2 separate regions of the Homo sapiens genome follow, and region 2 is linked to region 1. The links are chromatin loops, found by intact Hi-C in ENCODE. Cell type or tissue: sigmoid colon. All regions are shown on one strand. Each heading gives the region's core, and the rest is flanking DNA. Links, peaks and the distances in the headings are about the cores only.

Region 1 (2,920 bases), core at 136-2,635:
AGTATACTGATTATGGTGTTGACTGATTCGATTTTAAGATATGAGCAGCATGATTTCTGGTTAGTATGTAGCAACACAGTATGCAGTGCAAAATGGCTATCCTTTGAAAAATATTTGTGAAGTTTTCTTATTTCTGATTAAGGACAAATCAAGCAAATGTGTTCTTTTTTTCTAGACTTCAGACTTCTGAATTTAAATCATTAGTCTCCGTGAGTCTTATTCTGGAATTTCCATAAGAGTATTTATATGGTTTGTATTCCTGGCTAAGATTCAGCAAGACTTTAGGGGAGAAAGTGTCTGTATATGATATAATGAAATATCTTGTAGTTTCACCAAGTTTACACGCTCTAAGCCCACGGTGTCTAGAAAATGCTTTGAGCTAGTTTATAAACCCATGAACTGGATTTACTGCAGCTAGTTCAAACAACTTCAGGCTGTGGGTTTGAGATAGCAGAGGACCTGTGGCTTTATGGGACCTTTTTTTTTTTTTTTTTTTTTTTTGTAAACAGTGCGTCTGATGTGGAAGTTGCTTCTAGGCCTGATATAAGAAAAATAAAACTTTTAAATAGTGAATGTAAATGCAGTGTGAATAGAAGAAACAGAATGGATAATGATAATCGGTTCATTTTTGGGGCCTGAGGATAACTTTTCAGCACAATAACTTACAGTTGTAGTAGTCAAGCCATAATTTAAGTCTCCCAGCCCATTACGTAGGTGAGATTGGCATGGTCCAACTAGCACATTCATAAATAGCACCAAGCCACTGCCAAGCCTTATTCCAACTTCCCAGAACCTGAGAAGAAGTTGAACTTCTTAGAACTCAGATATTTGCTTTCTTTGAAATTATTTTTGAGAGCATGGCTTCAGAAGCTATTTAAGAAGTATTAAATACAGTTTACCTTAGACTCTTACCTGTGCCGTAAATTTCAGCAGTGTTTAGTCACAAAATGTTGCTAGTTTAAATGTCCTGAGAGCTGAATGGTAGCCCATTGGGATTGGGATTAGGATTAGGAAGGCAGGCCTAGAGGAAGAACAAACCCTGATTTTTGTTCTCAGTGTGGAGTGAAGATGACAGAGCATTCTAAAGCAAGGATATTCACAAAAGTGTATACCAAGTGTGGTTATCCTAAGCCACATTAAGATGAGTTTATTGATTTTGATCTCTTTGTACTATGTGTTTGCAATACCAGATCAGTTAGCTTAAATCTAACCTTGCCAGTTTTGGCAAAGAAGTGGTACTTATGATTACCTTAGAAAATAAACACCAACTGTGGTTGCCATTGTGGTTGGGAAGCAAAGAGGGCCTTTGTCTTTCAAATTTTACAGCTGTGCTGGAAGGCCCAGGTGTGCAGGGTGTTGTGAATTAAGGGTTTGGAAAATACTTTCCATCCTGTTTATGCAAATTAAGTTTAAAGTGCAGATCACCAAATTGTTCTGGAACCTAAACTGAGATTCATGTTTTTTTTTTAAAGTAGATTGTTGTATGGATGGTCCTGAAATATTTCCTTCTCCATATCACTTAAACTCAACAGACTTTGAAACAAAAGTCTTCCGATTTGTGGGACAGGGAAGAACCTGGGTTGTTTGGAATAGGGAGCATTTTAAACACAGGTTAATTGCCAAGAATACAGTCTGAAAGGTGCAAGTGCTCTTAGAGTTTCAGGGAACTTTAGCTTGAGCTCAGAGTCCTTTTCTTTTGCAACAAGTGTCTTCCCTCTTGTTGGGGGATAACTTGTCTGTTGATAGCTCTCTGACAACTTTTTTTGAGTAAGGTGAGATTTCTGGCAAATAATATTGGTTGTCGTGAGAAAAAGGCACACTGTTTAAGTCTTGCTGATATGAAATTGTGGCCGTAATATCTATTCTTTGAGTACTGCTAAAGTAGGAAGTGTCCAGAGATTCCCAGCGCCCCATGTAAATTAACTGTGTATTGGCACACAATGTCCCTCTTGCCTTTAGGACATGTCAGAACTGTTCCTGCCCCGCTTTTCAAGGGACTGTTTTAAAAAGTAGTGTATTGTCTCTTTGCATAATTATATTTGGTTACTAGATTTTACAGACTTTGGACTTTTGAACATATTATCAGCAGTAATTCTCGGAACCATCTTCAGAAAGATGAAGAAAAATTAAGTGTAGTGTGATGAGAGCTGGTTCCTAGTGGATGTCCTCATGTCCCATCTCCCCAGCTCTGCACCGTTAGCTGAAAGCTTTCCTCCCTCCAGTGTTAATTACTTTGCCTGGGTTCTCCCTGCAGCTTCCCTGAGTCCATTGGGACGGCCTCTGGCTGACCTTTCTCTCCCTCAGACACCATGATCACAATGAAAGGGCCTCTCCCGCTTCTGCAGGGGTGTCTCCTTGGTGCAAAGTCTTCAGCCTCCTCTCTTTCAGGGTGGACAGGAATGCAGGAGAGAGCACTGGGGTTTTGTGTGACTTAACAATGCACCTGGCCCAGTGCTGTGCACCTGCTAAAGCCCTGAAGGTCTGTTAGATAGGAAGGCTGGGTGGAGGTTGTTTAAAATAGCCTATAGTTATTTAAAAAGTGGCATGCACAGGAGAGGGAAATCTAGAAGAGGGATTCATTGAATTGAAAGTTGTTATATGCAGTAAAGGATGTTGGTTGTATCAGAGTCTTTCTTTCTTCTTTTCCTCGTTTGTTTAAAACATAAAAGGGATTCCTCTGACCTACCCCATAGGTAGAAGGACTTTAAGTTTCACGAGCAAGCCTAACTTTCAATTCCTTTTGAATGAGCTATGTGACATTTACTCACTGGGTACGTTCCCCCTCCTCAGTGACTGCAATTTGAAACCCTGGGGGTCTTTTAAAAGCGAACAGAACTCTGGGCCGTGTTAATATTCAGAGCTGTTTACAATGGATGCAGTTTCAAAGGCTGATGGCATTGTCTTGAGACAGGAGGGAGGA
Region 2 (2,920 bases), core at 225-2,724, 72 kb after region 1:
CGGAACTGAAACGAGGAAGGATATAGGATATACAGTGTGGATTTCTGTCTTCTGTAAAGTAACCCTGTTTGCCCATCTATCTTCACTGGCTCCAGTAAGGAACCTGGTTGATCTCTTGAGGAACATAACAGTGGTAGAGAGACTTATGTTCCATTTCACTTTCTGAAGAGGTAGAAAAGACATTGGCAGAAAAGACTGTGATTAGTGATGTCTGACATGGGCACTGGAGGGACAATGGGAAAGTTTTCTCTCTGCAGTTAAGAGGTATTTCCTTATTTTGCAGGTGGTTAAACGAGGTAGAGAAAGAGTGATTTATACATGGTTCCAAAATTGCATGACAGCAAGAATTAGAGTCTGGGTCTCTGCACCCCAAGAAACACAAACTGGTTGCCATAGGGTTGACAGGGTCAGCACACCACAGACAGTGGTCCCAATCCTGGCCCACTGCTTGTTTTTGTAAATAAAGTTTTATTGGAACATAGCCACACTCATTCATTTACATATTGTCTGGCTGCTTTTACATTATAACAGCAGAACTGAGTGGTCATGACAGAGACAGTATGACCCACAAAGCCTAAAAATTTACCATCTGGCCCAATGTAGAATAAGTTTGCTGGCCCCTGGTGTAGAAAATAGGTGCATAATTTCAGGGGTCAGAAATTACCCACTTGACCCACCTTGTCCCAACTGCCTTTGATCTCCTTGCCCTTTCTTCCTGGCTGTTATCTGTGACATGAGATCTTTTCCACCACTAACGGGAATACCTTGTAAACCAGGCTTTCACAGAACTGTAGTGGAACAATCACTTATGAGAAAAAGTTTTAAATGTTGGTTTCAAATGCCTCCATCTGTTTCACTGTCTAATTTAACATCAGCTCTGAAAATGTAGCCAACTGGGGAGAGCTTATCTTGCCTGCTTTCCGCCTTTGAAGACTGATTTTATTTTTGAAGCCTTTAACAGGTGTTGGTTTAATAGACTTCTGCTGTATTAAGTTCTCCTCGCTCCAGAGGGCAGCCCAAGGGGTAAACTGACACTGTGGATGGAGGCGAATGCCACGTGACCTGGCCACCACACACTTCCCCCGGTCCCCATAAGTGCAGAATCACTGGTTTTGTCTGGTTGCAGAGAAAGGCTGCGCTGTTCCTTTGATGAGGCCAATAAGAACTGTTCCTAGCACAACACTGTCCTCTTGCCTTGCACCATCCTCACCCTTTTTTGTAAACTTAAGTGGATCCCTTTGCAGCTTACCTTCCCTAACAATAAAGATACTCCTTCCTCCCTCGATGGCAGATCTTTCAAGATCTCAAAGAAACTGCCCTTTTCTTTCCATCCAGAACATTCAAAGTAAAAACTTGAGCTTTATCTGCCTTATTTGCTGAGATTCTGTCACATGAAGTCCTGTGCACATTTGCTTCTCACACAGGACTCTGGGAAGCTTGTATGAGAGCTGGGCCACCTGGCCGAGGCCAAGCTACGTAGAACAGGCTGAGTTGACTGAGAAATGGCCAGCTAATGTTCAGATTTAGCCAAGCTTTGGAAGTTTATGGGTGGAATCTGGGCCAGTGCCCTTAAAGTTCTGCCAGGAGAGCCTCTCGGACGGGCTAGATAGGGTCATGCTTCCCTGGGCTTGCATCCCGGCTCCTCTTGCTTCCCAGCTGTGTGACCTTGGGCAAGCTCCAGCAGACTTCTGAGCCTCAATTTCTTCAATTGCCTAAGTATAGATGCTTCTCAACTGACAATGGAGTTATGTCCAGATAAACCCATCCTAAGTTGAAAATATCATTAAGCAAAAAATGCATTTAATACCTCTAACCTCCTGAATACCACAACCTAGCCTAGTCTACCTTAAATGTGCTCAGAACACTCATATTAGTCCACAGTTGGGCAGAATCATCTAACACAAAGCCCATTTTATAATAAAGTTTTGAATATCTCCTATAATTTATTGAACACTGAGTGGAAAACAGAATGGTTTTATGGGTACTTGAAGTACAATTTCTATTGAATGTGTATAGCTTTTGCACCATTGTGAAGTCCAGAAATCGTTAAGCTGAACCATCGTAAGTCAGGGGCTGCCTATAAAGATAATAGTACCTACCTTGTTAGATTGCTGTGTGATGGCATTGATGCTTTGCCCAGGATCTACTGTGTATATAATAGGTGTTCATTAATTGGTCAGCTGTTGAGAGGCAATAAAAAGAGGTATGGATCTTCTTGGGAACTGTGCAGTTAGTTATGTTAAAGGAGTGAAAATGATGACCACTTGGGTTTGCATGTGGAATTGAAAACATGGATAGTTTCCTGAAGGTGGAATGCCGGGTTGAGCGAGGGCAGCAGACACGTTTCCATGGCATCAACTCTCAGGCAGGAGGTGGGAAGGCTTCCCTGCAGGGGTTTGAATGCCAGCTGTTTACTCTAACCTTCATGGGGGGGAGACCTAGAGAGGGTATCTTAGACCAGCAGGCTACCTCTGGAATGGTGGGGTTGGTGGGGTTTGGTGGGCTTGGGTCAGGGACGTGGCCTCAGTTCCACTTGCTGTGGGAGTGGGGGTGGGGGGTGTCATCCAGATGCTGGGGAATCTGTCAGATGTCTAGCCACCCTGAATCCTGCAGAAGTTGCAGTCTGGGATTTGCTTTGAAACGTGGGGTCTTCCCAGTGGCTGGGTTTGACACTCTCCAGCTGGAGCAGGCTTCTTTTATGCTTGAAGTTAAGAGTGAGAGCTCTGAGTCAGCCCTTCGTTCCTGAGAGGGGAGCCAGAGCTGCTTGTTTGCACTGAAATATGTCAGAAGAGTAGACAAGAACCAGTCATTAATTTTATTCTTTTTTCCAGAGCACCTCCTACAGACTAGATCCTTAGCCTGGCTCTGATGACACAAGCATGACTACTAAAAACAAGAACTCATTTTATTGAGCAGTTGT

Evidence for each region. Hi-C counts contacts between places; a loop is a spot of excess contacts. Peaks named below come from ENCODE experiments on the same cell type or tissue, not always from the same donor. Only the 100,000 strongest peaks of a DNase experiment are listed, where the experiment ranks them.
Region 2: a loop joins it to region 1, with 4 times the contacts of the local background. A loop is called at or near these places in 38 of 110 quality-filtered maps.

The regions. Positions count from the first base shown.
Region 1 is chr3:66,495,286-66,498,205 of GRCh38, reverse strand. All of the region lies in intron 1 of LRIG1 (leucine rich repeats and immunoglobulin like domains 1), which reads left to right. Among named protein-coding and RNA genes, the nearest start is that of LRIG1, 4.3 kb to the left of the region's middle. RefSeq lists a silencer at 2,207-2,501. In sigmoid colon, for the core only: no CTCF peak of the experiment used is centred there; no DNase peak of the experiment used is centred there; H3K4me3 peaks cover 2,500 bases; H3K27ac peaks cover 839 bases.
Region 2 is chr3:66,423,868-66,426,787 of GRCh38, reverse strand. All of the region lies in intron 3 of LRIG1 (leucine rich repeats and immunoglobulin like domains 1), which reads left to right. Among named protein-coding and RNA genes, the nearest start is that of LRIG1, 76 kb to the left of the region's middle. In sigmoid colon, for the core only: no CTCF peak of the experiment used is centred there; a DNase peak (open chromatin) is centred at 1,547; H3K27ac peaks cover 306 bases.